2 separate regions of the Homo sapiens genome follow, and region 1 is linked to region 2. Evidence: read pairs that join two places in POLR2A ChIA-PET (ENCODE). Cell type or tissue: PC-9. All regions are shown on one strand. Links, peaks and the distances in the headings refer to the core of each region. The heading gives the core; the rest is flanking DNA. Region 1 overlaps CAMK1D (calcium/calmodulin dependent protein kinase ID). Region 2 has its middle 66 kb from the start of CAMK1D.

Region 1 (11,108 bases), core at 1,494-9,493, 150 kb after region 2:
ACATAATGACAAAAACACTTACATCCCCCACTGCCTTGCTGTTCTCTCTTGGATGGAAGTCAGTAGCTGGTATAATCCTAGAAAACCCCTGTTCCAATCCTGCTCGTTTGGGATTTGTGAGCATTTGGATGGGACCAAGCCCCTGTTGACCTTTGCATGCTCCGTGAAAAGACGGATTGCTCAGCAAAGCGCTGTGGTCAATAATTCCCAAATGAACACGATCCGCTCTCCCGGAGAGCACAGCCCCACAAGGCACTGACCAGCCCTGCTGGTAGGTGGGCTTGCACGGAACAGGTCTGTGGGTCCTTTGGCCTCCTGTAGCTGTGAGTTTTTATATCTGATGAACTTGAAGGGGATCAGTGTGCTTCAGAACATCTAGAGCTTTCACTAAATCAGATTAGTTTTTATCCCAAGTCATTTGAATTAATTACACGACTTTTTCCTTGTCCTGTCTGTGGGTCACACACCAGAGTCTGAGAACGAGGCAGTACATTGCTGATTTTGCAAACACACTGAGACCAGACAGCTGCCCAGGCTGTGAACGACCACACGCTTCCTTAGGGCAGAGCTGGAGATAGAATCCACGTGCCGAGTATTGGATATGTCTCCATTGCAGCTCTCTGGGGCTTTTCAGGCTTGGAGCTTTGGTGCATACATGTGATGATGATGATGATGATGATGATGATTTTTTAAGATGGGGTCTTGCTGTGTGGCCCCGGCTGGAGTGCAGTGGTGCAATCTCAGCTCACTGCAACCTCTGCCTCCTGTGTTTAACCGATTCTCCTGCTTCACCCTCTTAAGTAGCTGGATTACAGGTGTGCACCACCACGCCAGGCTAATTTTTGTATTTTTAGTAGAGACGGGATTTCGCCATGCTGGCCAGGCTGGTTTCAAACTCCTGACCTCAAGTGATCCGCCCGCTTTGGCCTCCCAAAGTGCTGGGGTTATAGGCGTGAACCATATGCCCAGCTGATACATGTGATTATTTTTAAATGCTATTGTTTTTATTTTTTATAATAAATTAGGAGATGAGCCTCATTTTCTTATTTTTTAAAAAATTATGCTTTCTCCACCTTGTTCTTACTGCCTTATTCTTGTAGTAGAGAAAGGAAGAAAAATTAAAACAATAAACCAAAATGTGAAAGGCAGTTTTGTCGGGAAGTTATCAAACACACATCTCACCTCCACTGCTGCCCCTTGGAAGCCTGGGGCTGTTTTTTGCAGCTGCACTGTAATCCCTGGTTATTGAGGGCACAGGTGGAAACGGAGATCAGCTCATGGCTTAGAAAGGAGCCGGGTGCACAGGTGGGTCTGGGTGAGCTGGAGGCTGTGATCACTCAGTGTCTGAGGAGAGAGACTGGGTGGGTCGGGGAGAGAGGCCGATTCTCAGACTCCAAGAGAGTCAGTTATGTGCACTCCCGAGAGGTAGATGCAATCCCCTCACTTTCCCGAGGAATAACTCATTCAAAAGATGCACTAATCCTCAGGGGAATCCAGGGAGATCCTTCAGAGCGCCTGCCTATCGTGGAGCACCTGAGGAACCCAGGGTGGGAGGAGCGTGCTCTGTTACTCCAGGGCCAGAGCTGGGGGCGTCCGTTCCCTGCTTTAATAAAGCCTCTGATCTCACCCGCATGACCCGGTCTGACTTTTCTCCTCTTCTTTTCTACTTCCCTGAAGGGATTACTGGGAAAACTAGAAGTGACAGCTATTATCCAGCTTTTCTATATTACATTTTAAGATTTACAACCTTCTCACATCCGCAGAGGATTTGAGGATGTTCTTGGCAACCTCTGATGATTCCTGACTCTTCTCCTGGCGTCACAGTTCCTCCAGCTGTGTTTCCCTTTTGGCCATGCGGCAGGGTCTGGAGAGACCTGTCATCCCTGGGGAGAGGCAATCAAGAAGGCCGACCATGTCTCCTTGAGCAGAGGTCACTGTGGCCAGTCTTTGGCTCAGGTATTCTACCTTTGGAAGAGGGGTTTTGGATACATCAGAGGAGCAGTGATTTCCAGATTCCAAGGGCTGTCTGGAGACACTGGGCCGCGTTTCTCTGAGAGCCTGGGAGCTCTAATTTGCCTTTGGAGATGGTGATAGGGAGAGTGGGAATCATATGACCCACAGAGGTGGATTGAAACTTGCCCGTGGTGGTGGGGAGACAGCCCCAAAGAGTTTTTCCTCAGCCCCATGAGGCTGTGATTCTCAAGTTTTCTCCTATCACCCTTACCTTCGTTTGCAGGAAACTTAGTCCAAGGTTTATTTGTCTGTTGTCTTTGTGTGTGTGTTTCTGGCAGATCCAGCTGGGGCCTGGTTTGAAGACTTTTGCTTTCCCACCAAAGTGGGAATGAATAAACAAATGAATGAGTGAGTACACGAATAAATGAATGAATTAATAAATAAATCAATGAATGAGCGAATGGATGAGTTAATGTGTGAATGAATGGGCAAGTGAACAAATGAATGAGTGAATGGATGAGTTAATGTGTGAATGAATGGGCAAATGAACAAATGAATGAGTTGAATAAATGAATGAATGAGTGAATAGATGAGTTAATGTGTGAATGAATGGGCAAATGAACAAATGAGTGAGTTGAATAAATGAATGGGTGAGTTGAATAATGAATGAATGAGTGAACGAATGAATGGTGTCAGGGTGCCAGCGCTTGCCTTGCTTGCACCCTGAAGATTCCCCATTGTCCACCCTTACCGTGTCCTTGTCACTGGTGTTCTGCCCTCATTGGGCTGGTCTGTGCTGGACACTCTCGAAGGCCAGATTCCACCCACCTGCTCCCAAGATGGTGCCGTCTCGGCAATGGGAGCTGCTGCACAGCACAGGATGACCCTTTGGGAGAGTCATGTACAAGGTCCCCGGGATTAGAGTAAATGCCAGTGCTATGCAGGGATTTCACTGTCCCTGAGCCAGCTCACACGGATCATGGAAAAGAACCACAGACTGTGCCCAGATGTGTTCCGGGCATGGGAGCAGGTGGGGCGTGAATTACATAAGATCCAGGGAAAGACCCATAAAGCACACACCAGGTGCTCGGTCAGGTTTCCTCTCACAGCCTCAGAATTGCTCTCTTTATGCTGTTCTCCTTTTAGAGATTAGAGGAGCTTGGAGATCCCCCATCTCCCTGCTGAAAACCTTTCCCAGTCCAGCTGCTTTTTTGCCTACCACGTTTGTGGAGCTTTGCTGATCATTCTCATCCTACCAGCTGCCCTCCCTCCTGCAGACCCCAGGACTTAATTACCAATGCCTGATATCTTTCCCTCTGCTCTCATTTCCTGCTCCAGGTACAGCGTAATTTTTTTCTCAGGTGGAAGGGTTTGATTTTTTTTTTTAATATTTGTTTATTCAAAACAAACAGTCTAGGCTTCCTTAGAGTCTTCTCCCTTAATTTTGCTTGGTTATTTAGTCAACAAAAGAAGCATAAAACTGGGTCGAGGAAAGCGGAATCTGGTGGTCAGAATGCATCGAGTTTTGGAGTGGTTTCTCAGGATTTGCCTCATGTAAGGGGTCTGGAGCCTGTGATTGGCATCTCCCCAGTCAATGCCTTGCGTCCAGAAAGCTGGCATGCGGTTTATATTTGCTGAATGGAAAACCATAGAAAAGAAAAAACAAACTCGTGGATTCAGAGCATTTTTGCAGTAACATTGAGGAACCTGCCAGATAGCCACGTGCTTGGGCCCCTGCCCCTGGGCATCACTCAGCTCTGCATCTTCTAGGGGCTGCAGTTTGCCAAACCCTCACTTTGTAAAGGGTTATGTTAAGAGTCCTAACATACACAGACTTCCTGTCGTTGGGTGGGGATTTCAGGTCCCCCAGTGCATCCTTCTGTCTGGATTTAGTTGCATCTACAAGTCCCTCCTCTGAAGTGGTACTGGCCCTTGTGAATTTTATTATGATTATTGTGGGGAAAGGGTCTTGCTCTATTACCCAGGCTGGAATGCGGTGGTGTGATCATACCTCACTGCAGCCTTGAACTCCTGGGCTCAAGTGATCCTCCTGCCTCAGTCTCCTGAGTTGCTGGGACTGCAGGAGCAATCCCTCATACCTGGCTAAGAGCTCTCTTCCTTTTCTATTGCTTTCTTACCTTGAGTAACTAGTCCTAAGATTTTTCTCTTCCAAATTAAAAAAATAAGTCTGTTGTTATATTTCTAATTGTGACTGGGTACAGGATGATAGCATAGAGTGTTTGGGGTTTGGAGTCAGACACACCCCTGACTTGTGACCCCAGGTAAGCCATTTGGCCTTTCCAAATCTCCTCTGTAAACGAGTGCCCTTCAGCGCTTGAGATTTCCTGATTCTGTGTACAAGGGGTCTGGCGCTGAGCCTTGATCATGGATGCCCATGAGATGCCCACTACCCTAGTGACCAGGAACGGGGCTGGATCTAGGCAGAATTGTGAGATTGGCTTGGCTCCAGGCTCATAGAGCCCAGCCGTTGTTTGTGCAAGCTGTGAGCTCTCTCATTACTGGCCTAGAATTAGCTGGTGGCTTTAGGGATAATGACATCCAGCAAGTGACTGCTTAAAGATTCCAAGGATTTAAGGACCTAAATTAGCAAATCTCTTTCCCTAATTGCAAAGTGAAAAACGTCCTTGTGCTGTTTTCAAATCTGTTAAATAATACTCTGAACGGTGTGTAAATACACATTTGATGTTCACCGGGTAATGCTTCCCAATGCTGAGTGGTAGCCCGGTCACCTTGATCGCCTTCAGTCTGTGCTGGGTGTTCTGAGACTTGAAGGATGTGGGAATCATCCGTCTAGAAAAGGCTGGCCCTTGGGCATGACCCTGACCTCCCTGCAGGAGAGTTATCTTTGAGAAAGCAGCCCAGGAGGAATCAGGAGGGGAGGGAAGGCTGGGCGCAGTGGCTCACACTGGTAATCCCAGCACTTTGGGAGGCTGAGGCGGGTGGATCACCTGAGGTCAGGAGTTCGAGACCATCCTGGCCAACATGGTGAAACACTGTCCCTACTAAAAATACAAAAATTAGCTAGGTGTGGTGGTGGTGTGGGTGCCTGTAATCCCAGCTACTCCGGAGGCTGAGGCAGGAGAATGGCTTGAACTTGGGAGGCAGAGGTTACAGTGAGCTGAGATTGTGCCACTGCACTCCGGCATGGGCGAGGAGTGAAACTCTGTCTCAAAAAAAAAAAAAAAAAAAAAAAAAGAAAAGGTGATGGGGAGCAGGAGGCCAATTGCAGTCCCTGAACAAGAAGCCCCACTGACACTGATGGATCCGCCCTAGGTTTCCATATTCCAAGCCTAACTCCAGGTTCTCTGCTGCTTCCGTGGTTTTCTTACCTCACCTGCTCAGCACCTCATTTCCATCAATTGCACTTCCCTGCTTGTTTTGGAAGGGCCTCCTGTAGATGCTCACCTTTGTGCAACAGGCTGGAGTTCCTGTTACCTCAAGGTAATACCGGCGGGCATCCTGTGACCTGCTCGTCCCCTCCACTCCCAAGCAGCCTGTCTGTTGGCAGCTCTGAGTCAGAAGGTGAGACGTGCTCTGTGCCCAGCAGGTTGGAGGATGGCTTAGTGGTCATCTCCAGGCTTTTCCACTGCTTTCCACTCTCCTACCCTTTAATACCTGGCAGGATTCCAACAAGACCTCTTTTGTTTGCATTTTAACAGATGAGGGATGTAGGTCGCCTGTGGCTGGAGGTATTTTCAGAGGTGACAGGGAATGCAGTTTTAGAACTCAGCGGTGAGCTCTTTGAATGCTGGTCCAAACCCTTCTCATTGTCTTGTATTCGTGCTGCCTCCTGGGCACCATAAGTCAGTGCTAAATGCATGAGTGGGTCCTTCCTTGCATGTTCCTTTACAGAGTAGGTTAAGAAGGGATCAGATGCTAGAGCTTGCTGAGGCTCCACCCTTGTCTGTAGATGAGCAGAATGGGGTGGTGGGGACAGTCGGGAATGAGTCTTAGGCTGTCCAGCTCTGAGCTGTGATTGCATGCAGGTGAACAGCCTGAGAGGACTGTACCTTTGTGCCACACAGCTCGGGAAGGAAGGCTTGCTTCTAGGGGTGGGAGACTGAGTGCCAATGGCTTTCCGGGCCCCGGCTTCATCTGTGACTCAAGCCTGTCCTTGGCCTGAAAGCCACTCTGGTTCCTTGGTCTTCCTCTTCCACGTACAGGCTTCACATGTGTGCCCAGGGGTGGGTTCTAGTTCCCTGGGCCAGCCTGGGCATCCTGTCGATAGAGTCTAGAGTCTGCTGTGGACCTAAGGGTTTGTGGAGTGCCTCCTCTTCACATTCACTGGAAGCCACATGCCCCCTCTCAGGGACATCCCTCAGCCTCGCTGGATGAAGGCTTGTCCAAGGAGAATGAAGAGCAGTGACCGTCGAAGGAAATCTAGGAAGCTGGTCGGAGGCATTATTCTGGATTTTATTGAGGCTTGCTGACTTTGTTTTTTGAAAGAAAGGACAACTTTTGACTTCTGTGGGGTTTATGTTCACTGGTGGCGAGGAGGTGATGGTAAAGTCTTTGGGGGCAGAGGTTCCCCTACCTGGTGGGAAGCCTGACATTCTAATCTCATAAGCTCGGATGCTGTAGTTAGCCCATCTCAGCCCTCATGGAGGAAGCTGTCTCGGCAGCAAAGCCCCATGGGGGCATCTGTGTGGGCATGCTGGCATGAGGACTTGATACAGGATCCCTGAGACCAACGGGTGATCTCAGTGTGACAGGATCTATGGTATTTTTAGAGCTTAGGTGATCAGTCACAATACACGTATTAAGTGCCCATGCGTTGGTCCCCAAGACCACCCCCAGGTTTGATGATTCGCTCCACGGACTCACAGTTCTCAGCCTATGGTCATAGTCATGGCTAAGATTTATCACAGCGAAAGGACTTCGAGCAAAATCAGCACAGGGGAGAGGCACCAGGGGCAGGGCGCAGATCAGGTGGGCACAAATTTCCCAGTGTCCTCTTCCTGGGGGGTGGGCACACAGGGCAAGCTTAGTTCAATCAGCAAGGAGTGGTGGTGACGTGTGAAATGGCATCTACTAGGGAAGCTTGCTAGACTCAGCAGCCAGATTTTTTTTTCTTAAACAGACCGACTATCTATCTATCTGTCTATCTATCATCTATCTGTCCATCTGTCTGTCTGTCTGTCTGTCTGTCTATGTAATCTATCTAGAGTCTCGCTTTGTCACCCAGGCTGGAGTGCAGTGGCACGATCTCGGCTTACTGCAACCTCCGCCTCCTGGGTTCAAGAGATTTTCCTACCTCAGTTTCCCAAGTAGCTGGGATTACCGGCGTCTGCTACCACGCCTGGCTAATTTTTTGTATTTTCTTAGTGGAGACGGGGTTTCACCATGTTGACCAGGCTGGTCTCAAACTCTCATCCTTAGGTGATCCACCCGCCTTGACCTCCCAAAGTGCTGGGATTACAGGCGTGAGCTACCGCGCCCAGCCCAGACTTTAGTTTTTAAAGCATTTTTAGGTTCATAGCAAAACCAAATGGAAGATACGGAGATTTCCTATATACTCGCTGCCCTACACACATGCACAGGCTCTCCTACTATCAACATCCCCCAGCAGAGCGGGGCATTTTGTTACAGCTGATGAACCCACAATGACACGTCACCATCACCCTGAGTCCATAGTTTACATTAGGGCTCACTCTTGGTGTTGCATATTCTATGGATTTGGACAAATAGCTAATGACATGGATCCACCATGATCGTATCATACAGAGTAGTTTCACTGTCCTAAAAATTCTCCCTCTTCTGCATATTTTCCCCTCCCTGTCTCCAACCCCTGGCAATCACTGACTATTTTCCTGCCTCTGTATTTTGCCTTTTCTAGAGTGTCATGTACTTGGAATCCTGCAGTATATATTCACATCAGCTTCTTGTTAGGGTTCTTACTGAGAGCTGGTCACATAGGCACCTGCTGCCTAGCACAGACCCAAATTCCAGAATCTCAGAAGGAAAGCAGATGTTCAGCAAAAACCACTTTGCTTGCATAAACTGTTTAGGTGCAGTGAATTGCTCTTTAGTTAGGATGGTGGGAACCCTCCTGGAATCCAGGTTCTCAGGTGCCAGCCAAGGGCCAACCTTGTGAGGGGCCTTTTGAAGCACGTGCTCTTTTCTGCACACCTCATGATGGACCATGCTTGGCAAAGTGCAATTCAGGTGTCTGAAGTCGTGGGTCCTTCGCCTTGAGCTTGGGACCTTTTCCTTTTGTTTTTGGCTGCTGCATGGCTGACTTCCTTGGAGAAGGACCACATGTTAAGCTGCCCTTGGTGTCTTTTTTCCATCTCTGAGACTTTGCTTCCCCTGTCGTGATGGAATTATACATGTGGCTATTGTCCCTGCTGAATTGGGAAGATGAAAAAGGTATAATCCCCCATGACATTCATTCAGTTTCTTTCTTAAGAAGATTCTAAGAAAACCCTGTTTTTGAAGCACTGGGTGTTCCATCAGTTGAAATTCCTGGACATATCTTTCTTTAAAAAAATTTTTTTGAGGTCACATTCTTGTCTTTACTGGGGCCATTTTTACATGTTGTTTCACTGGTTTGGGAATGAAAGATTTTAATGAAGTTTGCAACGACTGCTGACCTCTTACCCAGGAGTGGTGGCTGCACATTTTTGCTGTTGCACTAGGAATGACTTGAGACTTAGAATTCTCACCATGACTTTTGAAGGTTGAGGCATTGCAGTAGAGATGCAATAAATTATTTCTCCTTAGAGGAAACCTTTGCTTTTCTTCCCTGCCTTGCTCCATTCTACCACAGAGTTAATGGTCTTGATTTTAGTGAAATAACAATAACAGCAAACCTGCCTTTGGACGTTAAATACAAACTGCATCCTTGGACAGCACCGTGTTACTTTAATTTTTTAAGAAAGACTTAATATTTCTAATTGATTTTTTTGCTTTCTATGGAATTTTCCCCAAACCTCAGCTTTCTGGTGCAGGCTCTTTCCTGTCTCTTCCTCTCCTGTTTATTAAAATAGAGTCATTTGCCCGTCACGTGTGGGAGACTGTCGCCAGGGTAGGACAGACATCAGGCACTATCGTCTGTGTCTACCAGGGCCTATTATCCCAAGTTCCATTGCGCAGGCTGTCTGAGGACTTTGCCTTGTGTACCACAGACTAACATTATTTTTCTTTTTCATAACTCATATTCGAAGTCATTCTTGACAGGTGCTTTCTGTGGCTGAAAAGGCTGCATACGTCTCAGAGCCCTGAGCAGTTGTTTGTTATGGTTTAATATTTATCGAAAACTCCCATCTGTGGGGGCATTTATTGACTGGAGGCCAGACAGGGAGAGCCACGTGTTTTTCAAAATTACTCTGTGCTCGTGTATATGTCCCTTTATTTTTTTCAGGGAGCATTATTGCTGTTAAATGGGCATGACTGAAAGGATATGCATGTTATTGTTTGCCTGCGTTTTAGGGCTTGGCTGTGATAACAGCTGTGGGATTTGCTCTCACCAGTCCTCCTCCCTGCTGTAGGTAGTGTTGTCAATGTGCACATCGGTGAAGGGTCCCGGTTGTAGAGCCACACTGCTGAGTGCTTTGCAGTTGAATTCACTGTCCCGGGAATCCTGAGAGAGGGATCGAGGACTTACTTGTTTGTTCTGCTGTCTTTGATATAAGACGAATCTGAGGAGATTTTGTTTTTCTAAATAAAATGGGAAAGACCTTAGTGGCCTAGAGTTTTCATATTAGTCCGTTTTCACGCTGCTGATGAAGACATACCCGAGACTGGGTAATTTATAGAGAAAAAGAGGTTTAATGGACTCACAGTTCCATGTGGCTGGGGAGGCCTCACAATCATGGTGGAAGGCAAAAGGCACATCTTACATGGCGGCAGGCAAGAGAGAGAATGAGAACCAGGTGAAAACAGAAACCCCTTATCAAACCATCAGATCTCGTGAGAGACCTACTCACTACCACGAGAACAGTATGGGGGAAACCACCCCGTGATTCAGTGAACTCCCACTGGGTCCCTCCCATAACATGTGGGAATTATGGGAACTGTAATTCAAGGTGAGATTTGGGTGGGGACACAGCCAAACCATATCACTTGTCTTACTTTCTAGCAGCAGATTGTCTAAGTCAGAGAAAGGCAGATGTGGGTTTGGCCTGGGATTCATTTCCTTGAAACTCTTCATAAAAGTCTTACTTGCATTATGTTGTAATTATGAAACAGTAGGTCTTTTTCCTGCCATTCCAACTATACGTTAGTCTTTTTGGATTTTTTTTTTTTTTTTGAGACGGAGTCTCCTTCTGTCACCCAGGCTGGAATGCAGTGGCATGATCTTGGCTCACTACAGCCTCCGCCTTCCGGAGGCAGGAGGCAATTCTTCTGCCTCAGCCTCCTGAGTAGCTGGGACTACAGGTGGACGCCACCACACCTGGCTAATTTTTGTACTTTTAGTAGAGATGGGGTTTCGCCATGTTGGCCAGGCTGGTCTTGAACTCCTGACCTCAGGTGATCCGCCCACCTCGGCCTCCCAAAGTGCTGGGATTACAGGTGTGAGCCACCATGCCCAGCCAGATACCTGTTTTTTTGTTTAATTTGGTGTGACGGAAGTTGAACTCAGTGGCACACTTTAAATGAATGCAGTTTATTGTGGATAAATTATACCTCAATAAAGTATATGAGATACGGTGTATGCCAGGTGCAGTGCTCAGGCCTTGGGCAACACACAGGTGATAAAACATGGTTCCTGTCCTGTAGGCTTCATAATCAAAAATGATCTGTATATATGATGGGATGCAGGAAATGCTACCTGAAAATACAGCATCTTGGCATACTGAATATTTCAGGCTGAAGGAAATGGAGGAAACTGCAGAAGCAGGGAGGTCACTCTCTAACCTTCTCTAACCCTTTTCCCCTAAAGTGGGCCAAAAAGAATTCTCTGGCTTGCCTGAAAGTCGGTCATAAGACCCTCATTCCAGTGGGGTTGTGCCCTATTCCCAGAGGCCAGGAAGAATTTGAAAAAGCAGCCCTTGCTAAGTTTCTCCTTGTTTATTACCATTAAATGATACCCTTTCGTCCTCCAATCATACGTCAGCATGACTGTCCATAAAAATAGACAGTTTTTCCTGGGTTGTTTGGACTTCATTTCTGAAGGCTCTCATGTCACATAT
Region 2 (10,159 bases), core at 1-8,000:
TCAGCCTCCTGAGTAGCTGGGATTACAGGTGTGTGCCACCACGCCCAACTAATTTTTGTACTTTTAGTAGAGATGGGTTTTCACCATGTTGGCCAGGCTGGTCTCAAACTTTTGACCTCAGGTGATTGGCCCACCTCGGACTCCCAAAGTGATAGGATTACAGGCATGAGCCACCATGACCGGCCTGGAGACAGTTTTAAAAAACCAATTAATAAGGATTTTTCTCATGTAATGAAGATATTAATGCTGTGGTCAGATTTGGTACAAATATTTTTCCTGGTCAGTTTGCATTTTAATAGTTTGATTTTTTATTTTTGACATTTTTAAAAGTTCATATAGTCAGATACACCACTTTTTTCTTTTTTTTCTTTTTTCTTTTTTTTTTGAGATGGAGTCTCACTCTGTTGCCCAGGCTGGAGTGCAGTGGCATGATCTTGGCTCACTGCAACCTCCGCCTCCTGAGTTCAAGCGATTCTCCTTCCTCAGCCTTCTGAGTAGCTGGGATTACAGGCATGCGCCACCACACCTGGCTAATTTTTGTATTTTTTAGTAGAGATGGGGTTTCGCCATTTGGCCAGGCTGATCTTGAACTCCTGACCTCAAGTGATCTGCCCGCCTCGGCCTCCAAGAATGCTGGGATTACAGACGTGAGCCACTGCTGCAATCGTAGCTCACCGTAGCCTCAACCTCCCAGGCTCAAGTGATCCTCCCACCTCAGCCTCCTGAGTAGCTGGAACTACAGGTGTGCACCGCCACACCCAGCTGATTTTTCTGTTTTGTGTAGAGATGGGGTTTTGGCATGTTACCCAGGCTGGTCTGGAATTCCTGGCCTCAAACGATCTGTCTGCCTTGGCCTTCCAAAGTGCTGGGATTACAGGTGTGAGCCTGTAATTACCGGCCCTAATTTTTTATTTTATTTTTTTTCCTGCCTCTGTGTCCCCCTACTCTTTCTAGTTGGTTAAAAAATACTGCTATAAGTGTATATTGATGTTTGCTGTTGCGTCTATGCCGAACATACTTAAGGCTGTTTCGTAACCAGCACAATCCGTGTCTCACACTATCCAGCCTTTCATCATCTCCCCACCACCCACTCACGCCTCCACCGGCTCTAGTGTGGATTCCATCCCAGTTACACCAACAAAACAGCTCTTGCTCTCTCTTGACTCGCTATTGGCCTTTCTCTTCTTTAGTGGATATTTCTCAAATGCATTTTTTTTTTTTTTTTTTCTGAGACGGAGTTTCACTCTTGTTGCCCAGGCTGGAATGCAGTGGCGTGATCTCGGCTCACTGTAACCTCCACCTTCCAGTTTCAAGTGGTTCTCCTGCCTCAGCCTCCCACGTAGCTGGAGTACAGGCACCTGCCACAATGTCCAGCTAATTTTTGTGTTTTTAGTAGAGACCGGGTTTCACCATGTTGGCCAGCCTGGTCTCGATCTCCTGACCTCGTGATCTGCCTGCCTTGGCCTCCCAAAGTGCTGGGATTACAGTGGTGAGCCATAGCACCTGGCCTAGAATGCATCTTAATTGAAGTATTGGAAGAGTTCAGGCCTTTTGTCAACATCCACCTTCCTATAAATCTCCCCAAGACAGGACTCACAGCTTAATGAGGAGCTTCTTGCAAAATACATACAAAGCTGGCCTTCTAGCTGGTTGAAGGGCTTGGTTAAATTGAGCGCAACACTAAGCCTAGGAGTGAAGAAACGACATAGGCAGGCTGGGCGCGGTGGCTCACACCTGTAATCCCAGCACTTTGGGAGGCCAAGGTGGGCGGATCATGAGGTCAAGAGTTTGAGACCATCCTGGCTAACATGGTGAAACCCTGTCTCTACTAAAAATACAAAAAATTAGCTGGGCGTGGTGGCGGGCACCTGTAGTCCCAGCTACTCAGGAGGCTGAGGCAGGAGAATGGCATGAACCCAGGAGGCGGAGCCTGCAGCGAGCTCTGATGGCACCACTGCACTCCAGCCTGGGCGACAGAGCGAGACTCCATCTCAAAAAAAAGAAAAAAGAAAAAAAGAAAAGACATAGGCAATTCTTTCTTTGTACTCTTTTCCAGTACTTAAAAAAAAGAGGTATAATTTTTGTACAATAAAATGCACGGATGTCAAGTGTACAGTTGGATGAGTTTTGACGTCTGTGTACACCTGTGTAATCAGCTGCCCAGTCCAGATAAAGAACATTCCCATCAACCCAGAAAGTTTCTTCATACCCATTTCTAGTGAATTTTTCCCAGCAGAGGCAACCACTGTTCTGAATTCTATCACAATATTTTAGTTTTGCCTGTTTTAGAATATTACAGATGTACAATCATTTAGTATTTACTTTTTTGTGTCTGGCATCTTTTCTCAACATAATAATTTTGAGATTTATGCATGTTATTGCATGTTTTTCTTTTTTATTGCTAAATAGTATTCTAATATATCAACTTTTTTTTTTTTTTTTTTTTTTTTTTTAGAGACAGAGTCTTGCTCTGTCACCCAGTCTGGAGTGCAGTGGCACCATCTTGGCTCATGCATCCTCTGCTTCCCAGGTTCAAGTGATTCTCCTGCCTCAGCCTCCCGAGTAGCTGGGATTACAGGTGTGTACCACCACACTCTGCAAATTTTTGTATTTTTAGTAGAGATGGGGTTTCTCTGTGTTGGCTAGGCTGGTCTTGAACCCCTGACCTCAGGTGATCCACCCTCCTTGGCTCCCAAAGTGTTGGGGTTATAGGTGTGAGCCACTACAGCCGGCCTCAACATTCATTTAGTCAGGCACAGTGGCACAGGCACCTGTGGTCCCAACTACTTGGGAAGTTAAGGCAGGAGGATCACTTGACCGACCCCAAGAGTTTGAGGTCTGCCTGAGTAATGTAGCGAGACCCTGTTCTCTAAAAATAAAATAAATAAATAAATAAATAAATAAATAAATAAATTTTATCAATAAAAAACAAGAAATCTTGTTCCATGCTAGTAATATAATGAGAGATTACCATATCTTAAAAATTTTATCTCATTATCTGGCAATGGAAACTGGATTATCTCTACTTTTGGAATACGGAGCATAAAGCTGATACCTACATGCTTGTACTTATCTTTTTCAGGAAATATGCTTTCACTGTTCTTGCGTACATTCCTAGGAATAGAATTGGTGGATCGTATAGTCAGTGTATGTTTAACTATAATTATGAAATACCACTAAGCTGCTATCCAAAGTAATTGTACCAACACTAAGAAAAGTCCAGTTGCTCTACTTCCTTGCCAATGTTTAATATTGTCAATCTTTTAAATTTAGCCATTCATGGGTGTAAAGTGCCATGTCACTCTGGTTTTAATTTGCATTTGCCTAATGTCTAATGATTTTTTTTTTTTTTTTTTGAGCTGGAGTCTCACTCTGTCGCCCAGGCTGCAAGTGCAATGGCACAATCTTAGCTCACTGCAACTTCTGCCTTCTGGGTTCAAACAATTCTCCTGCCTCAGCCTCTGGAGTAGCTGGGATTACAGGTGCCCACCATCATGCCTGGCTAATTTTTGTATATTTAGTAGAGATGGGGTTTCACCGTGTTGGCCAGGCTGGTCTTGATCTCCTGACCTCATGATCCGCCCACCTCGGCCTCCCAAAGTGCTGGGATTACAGGTGTGAGCCACCACACCTGGCCATGTCTAATGATTTTAAACACCTTTCCATGTGCTGATTCACTATTTGTTATCTTTTTTTTTTTTTTTTCATTCAGCAGATGTTTAGCTAGTCCTCAAATGAACTCTCTGGCAAAAGTCTTTGTTACTCTGACTTCATATATGAGAAAAGCGGTGCCCAGACAAGTTAGGAAGCTTTCTTAAAGCCACACAGCAGACAGCAGAGCTTGCATTGGATCTCAGGTCTGTCTGAACCCCCAACCCCCCAACCCTCACAACATACCCTTAGTCTCATGCCGCCCAATCTAACCTGCTAACAATGTGCCCAGCCTTCTTGTTCAAAGGGAGGAAATGATGATCTATTCACCTTAAGGCTCTAAACAGGATGACTTCAGTCCTAGCTGTCCAGACATCCTTCTGGAAGTTCTCTGTGCCCTTGATTTGCACTGCACCAGCAGTTCCCAGAACACTTTTTATTTTGTTAAGAGTTTTTTTTTATTTTTATTTTTTTTATTTTCATAGGTTTTAGGGGAACAGGTGGTGTTTGGTTACATGAGTAAGTTCTTTAGCGGTGATTTGTGAGATTTTTGCACCCATCACCCGAGCACTGTACCCTGAACCCAGTATGTAATATTTTATCCCTCCCCCCATCCCACCCATTCCCCCTGAGTTCCCAAAGTCCACTGTGTCTTTTTTATGCCATTGCATTCTCATAGCTTAGCTCCCACTTACGAGTGAGAACATACGATGTTTGGTTTTCCATTTCTGAGTTACTTCGCTTAGAATAATAGTCTCCAATCTCATCCAGGTCACTGCAAATGCCATTGATTCATTCCTTTTTATGGCTGAGTAGTATTCCATCATATATATATATGGATATGTACACCATAGTTTCTTTATCCACTCGTTGATTGATGGACATTTGGATTGGTTCCACTTTTTTTTTTTTTTTGAGACGGAGTCCTCACTCTGTAACCCAGGCTGGAGTACAGTGGCACAGTCTCAGCTCACTGCAACTTCTGCCTCCCGGGTTCAAGTGATTCTCATACCTTAGCCTCCCGGGTAGCTGGAATTACAGGCACACACCACCGCGCCCAGCTAATTTTTGTATTTTTAGTAGAGATGAGATTTCAAAATGTTGCTGAGGCTGCTCTCGAACTCCTGACCTCGAGTGATCTGCCCTCCTTGGCCTCCCAAAGTGTTGGGATTACAGATGTAAGCTACCGTGCTCGGCCTAGTTCCAGATTTTTAAAATTGTGAATTGTGCTGCTATAAACATGCATGTGCAAGTATGTTTTTCGTATAATGACTTCTTTTCTTCTGGGTAGGTACCCAGTAGTGGGATTGCTGGATCAAATGGTAGATCTACTTTTAGTTCCTTAAGGAATCTCCAACAGTGTTTTCCATAGTGGTTGCACTAGTTTACGTTCCCACCGGCAGTGTAGAAGTGCTCCCTGTTCACTGCTTCCACGCCGACATCTATTATTTTTTGATTATGGCCATTCTTGCAGAAGTCAGGTGGTATCACATTGTGATTTTGATTTGCATTTCCCTGATTATTAGTAATGTTGGGCATTTTTTCTTTCTTTCTTTCTTTTTGGGGGGTATTATTGTGAGCGTTTTTTTTTTTAATACTTTAAGTTTTAGGGTACATGTGCACAACGTGCAGGTTAGTTACATATGTATACATGTGCCATGTTGGTGTGCTGAACCCAGTAACTCATCATTTAACATTAGGTATATCTCCAAATGCTATCTCTCCCCCTCCCCCCACCCCACAACAGGCCCCGGTGTGTGATGTTCCCCTTCCTGTGTCCATGTGTTCTCATTGTTCAATTCCCACCTATGAGTGAGAACATGTGGTGTTTGGTTTTTTGTCCCTGCGATAGTTTTCTGAGAATGATGGTTTCCAGCTTCATCCATGTCCCTGCAAAGGACACGAACTCATCATTTTTTATGGCTGCATAGTATTCCATAGTGTATATGTGCCACATTTTCTTATTCCAGTCTATCATTGTTGGACATTTGGGTTGGTTCCAAGTCTTTGCTATTGTGAATAGTGCTGCTATAAACATACGTGTGCATGTGTCTTTATAGGAGCATGATTTATAATCCTTTAGGTATATACCCAGTAATGGGATTGCTGGGTCAAATGGTATTTCTAGTTCTAGATCCCTGAGGAATCGCCACATTGACTTCCACAATGGCTGAACTAGTTTGCAGTCCCACCAACAGTGTAAAAGTGTTCCTATTTCTCCACATCCTCTCCAGCACCTGTGGTTTCCTGACTTTTTAATGATCTCCATTCTAACTGGTGTGAGATGGTATCTCATTGTGGTTTTGATTTGCATTTCTCTGATGGCCAGTGATGATGAGCATTTTTTCATGTGTCTTTTGGCTGCATAAATGTCTTCTTTTGAGAAGTGTCTGTTCATATCCTTTGCCCACTTGTTGATGGGGTTGTTTTTTTCTTGTTCATTTGTTGGAGTTCCTTGTAGATTCTGGATATTAGCCCTTTGTCAGATGAGTAGATTGCAAAAATTTTCTCCCATTCTGTGGGTTGCCTGATCACTCTGATGGTAGTTTCTTTTGCTGTGCAGAAGCTCTTTAGTTTAATTAGATCCCATTTGTCAATTTTGGCTTTTGTTGCCATTGCTTTTGGTGTTTTAGACATGAAGTCCTTGCCCATGCCTATGTCCTGAATGGTACTGCCTAGGTTTTCTTCTAGGGTTTTTATGGTTTTAGGTCTAACATTTAAGTCTCTAATCCATCTTGAATTAATTTTTGTATAAGGTGTAAGGAAGGGATCCAGTTTCAGCTTTCTACATATGGCTAGCCAGTTTTCCCAGCTCCATTTATTAAATAGGGAATCCTTTCCCCATTGCTTGTTTTTGTCAGGTTTGTCAAAGATCAGATGATTGTAGATATGCAGCATTATTTCTGAGGGCCCTGTTCTGTTCCATTGGTCTATATCTCTGTTTTGGTACCAGTACCATGCTCTTTTGGTTACTGTAGCCTTGTAGTATAGTTTGAAGTCAGGTAGTGTGATGCCTCCAGCTTTGTTCTTTTGGCTTAGGATTGACTTGGCAATGCGGGCTCTTTTTTGTTTCCATATGAACTTTAAAGCAGTTTTTTCCAATTCTGTGAAGAAAGTCATTGGTAGCTTGATGGGGATGGCATTGAATCTATAAATTACCTTGGGCAGTATGGCCATTTTCACGATATTGATTCTTCGTACCCATGAGCATGGAATGTTCTTCCATTTGTTTGTATCCTCTTTTATTGCATTGAGCAGTGGTTTGTAGTTCTCCTTGAAGAGGTCCTTCACATCCCTTGTAAGTTGGATTCCTAGGTATTTTATTCTCTTTGAAGCAATTGTGAATGGGAGTTGACTCATGATTTGGCTCTCTGTTTGTCTGTTATTGGTGTATAAGAATGCTTGTGATTTTTGCACACTGATTTTGTATCCTGAGACTTTGCTGAAGTTGCCTATCAGCTTAAGGAGATTTTGGGCTGAGGCGATGGGGTTTTCTAGATATATAATCATGTCATCTGCAAACAGGGACAACTTGACTTTCTCTTTTCCTAATTGAATACCCTTTATTTCCTTCTCCTGCCTGATTGCCCTGGCCAGAACTTCCAACACTACGTTGACTAGGGGTGGTGAGATACTTCTTTTTTTTCTTTTTTTTTGAGATGGAGTCTCGCTCTGTCGCCCAGGCTGGAGTGCAGTGGCGTGATCTTGGCTCACTGCAAGCTCCACCTCCGGGGTTCACAACATTCTCCTGCCTGAGCCTTCCGAGTAGGTGGGACTGCAGGCACCCGCCACCACGCGCAGCTAATTTTTTTGTATTTTTAGTAGAGATGGGGTTTCACTGTGTTAGCCAGGATGGTCTCGATCTCCTGACCTCGTGATCCGCCTGCCTCGGCCTCCCAAAGTCTCCCAAAGTGCTGGGATTACAGGTGTGAGCCACCGCACCCGGACAATGTTGGGAATTTTTTCATATTTCTTGGCCATTTATATATCTTCTTTTGAGAATTATCTATTCATGTCCTTAGCCCATTTTTTGATGGGATTTTTTTTTCTTGCTAGTTTGTTTGTGTTCATTGTAGATTCTGGATATTAGTCCTTTGTCAGATGTATACTATTTGTATCTTTTTTTTTTGGACAGAGTCTCACTCTGCTGCCCAGGCTGGAGTGCAGTGGTGTGATCTTGGCTCACTGCAACCTCCGCCTCCTGGGTTCAAGCAATTCTCCTACCTCAGCCTCCTGAGTAGCTGGGACTACAGGTGCATACCACCACACCTGGCTAATTTTCTGTATTTTTTTTTTTTTTTTTGATAGAGACGGGGTTTCACCATGTTAGCCAGGGTGGGCTTGATCTCCTGACCTCGTGATCCACCCACCTCGGCCTCCCAAAGTGCTGGGATTACAGGCGTGAGCCACTGCACTCAGCCCTCTTTTTTATTATTAAAATTTTTTTTGGCTAGGCATGGTGGCTCACACCTGTAATCCTAGTACTTTGGGAGGTCGAGGCGGGTGGATCACCTGAGGTCAGGAGTCTAAGACTAGCCTGGCCAACACGGTGAAACGCTGTCTCTACTAAAAATACCAAAATTAGCTGGGCGTGGTGGTACACACCTGTAATTCCACCTACTCAGGAGGCAGAGGCACAAGAAATGCTTGAACCCAGGGGGTGGAGGTTGCCATGACCCAAGATCTCACCACTGCGCTCCAGCCTGGGTGACGGAGCAAGATTCTGTCTCAAAAAAAAAAAATAATAATAATAATAATTTTTTTGTAGAGGTGGGGTCTTGCTTTGTTGCCCAGCCTGGTGTTGAACTGTTGGGCTCAAGTGATCCTCCGGTCTCAGCCTCCCAAAGTGGTGGGATTACAGGAATAAGCCACCATGCCTGACCATAGGTGGCATTTCTTTGGAGATATTTAGGCTGTTCTGAGAAGACAGTTGAGGCAAGAGCCATGTGGCCCAGGGGTCAGGGTGACTTTCTTTAGCCTTTTTCCCTCCAAACCAAGTAGCTCCTTTGTCCTCTCTGGTCAGAAGCACCTCAGGAGGGCTGTCTTACAACCAGTGGCTCCTGTGTGGATGAAGGCTCGGTATTTGGAGTTCCCAGGTAGGAGTTCAGGTTTGTCCCCTTTGTCTCTCATGAAGCCCCTGCCTGAATTCCTACTGGGCTGTGAGGGGTCACCCAACCTACAGGTGGGGCCTGGTAGGTGGTCCTGGGAGCAGTGTGGAAGGCTTGGGTGATGTGGCCTGGAGCACATGCACATATTATGTTTGGGACTACACCAGGTCCTATGGTCTTGTTTCCAAACACAGAGAAAATGAAGGTATTTTTCTAGCTGGAGGGACGATGGAGGATTTTTCCATCCAAAGCCAAATTCAGTGGAGCAATTGCAAACCTATGTGAATTAAGAAAAACAAAAGCAAGGGCTGGGTGTGGTGGCTCACGCCTATAATCCCAGCACATTGGGAGGCCGAGGCAAGCGGATCACCTGAGGTCGGGAGTTCAAGACCAGCCTGACCAATATGGAGAAATGCCATTTCTATTAAAAATACAAAAAAAAAAAAAAAAAAAAAAAAATTAGCCGGGCATGGTGGTGAATGCCTGTAATCCCAGCTACTTGGGAGGCTGAGGCAGGAGAATCGCTTGAACCTGGGAGGCGGAGGTTGCGGTGAGCTGAGATCGCACCATTGCACTCCAGCCTGGGCAACAAGAGTGAAACTCTGTCTCAAAAAAAAAAAAAAGAAAAACAAAAGCAGGAAAACTGGTTAATGGTTGGAGTAAGAAAGAGTCTTTGTTTTAGACAGTTGAAAACCACAAGAGGTAAAGCAGGGAACGCAGGCTCGCCCAGAACAGGGAGGACATGCGCTCACGTGTTTATTGGTTTCCTAGGAATTACCATCCTTAAAATCTTGTTGAGGAATTGTGCTACCGTGTAGAACGTTGCCTTCGTCACGTCCCTCTGTTGCTCAAGACCTCACTCCCACCTGCCATGCGAAGGCTGCCTTTTGCTACAGCCTGAGGCCTGGGCTCTTTCCCAGGCTTTTCACCACCTTTCTTAATTTGGTGCAATTCCATCTTTCTAACCTCCTCTTTGAATTCCTACTGAAAAGAACCTAAGTAGGCCAGGAGCGGTGGCTCACGCCTGTAATCCCAGCACTTTGGGAGGCTGAGGTGGGCGGATCACGAGGTCAGATCAAGACCATCCTGGCTAACATGGTGAAACCCTGTCTCTACTAAAAATACAAAAAATTAGCTGGGCATGGTGGTGGGCGCCTGTAGTCCCAGCTACTCAGGAGGTTGAGGCAGGAGAATGGCGTGAACCCGGGAGGCGGAGCTTGCAGTGAGCCAAGATCACGTCACTGCACTCTGCCTGGGTGACAGAGCGAGACTCTGTCTACAAAAAAAAAAGAACCTAAGCCTCCTCCAAGGCAGCATCCTCACCTCTCTACACACCCCATGTCTCTGCTTGGCCCGTTTGCCAACTTAAAGGGCCTTTCTCTTCCCCAAGAGAAACTTCC

What was found. Peaks named below come from ENCODE experiments on the same cell type or tissue, not always from the same donor. Only the 100,000 strongest peaks of a DNase experiment are listed, where the experiment ranks them.
Region 1: POLR2A ChIA-PET joins it to region 2 with 44 read pairs; 2 of 35 experiments call an interaction of 5 or more read pairs at or near these places.

The regions. Positions count from the first base shown.
Region 1 is chr10:12,430,078-12,441,185 of GRCh38, forward strand. All of the region lies in intron 1 of CAMK1D (calcium/calmodulin dependent protein kinase ID), which reads left to right. Among named protein-coding and RNA genes, the nearest start is that of CAMK1D, 86 kb to the left of the region's middle. In PC-9, for the core only: no CTCF peak of the experiment used is centred there; a DNase peak (open chromatin) is centred at 5,464; H3K4me3 peaks cover 347 bases; H3K27ac peaks cover 3,091 bases.
Region 2 is chr10:12,278,394-12,288,552 of GRCh38, forward strand. No RefSeq gene overlaps it. Among named protein-coding and RNA genes, the nearest start is that of CAMK1D, 66 kb to the right of the region's middle. In PC-9, for the core only: no CTCF peak of the experiment used is centred there; no DNase peak of the experiment used is centred there.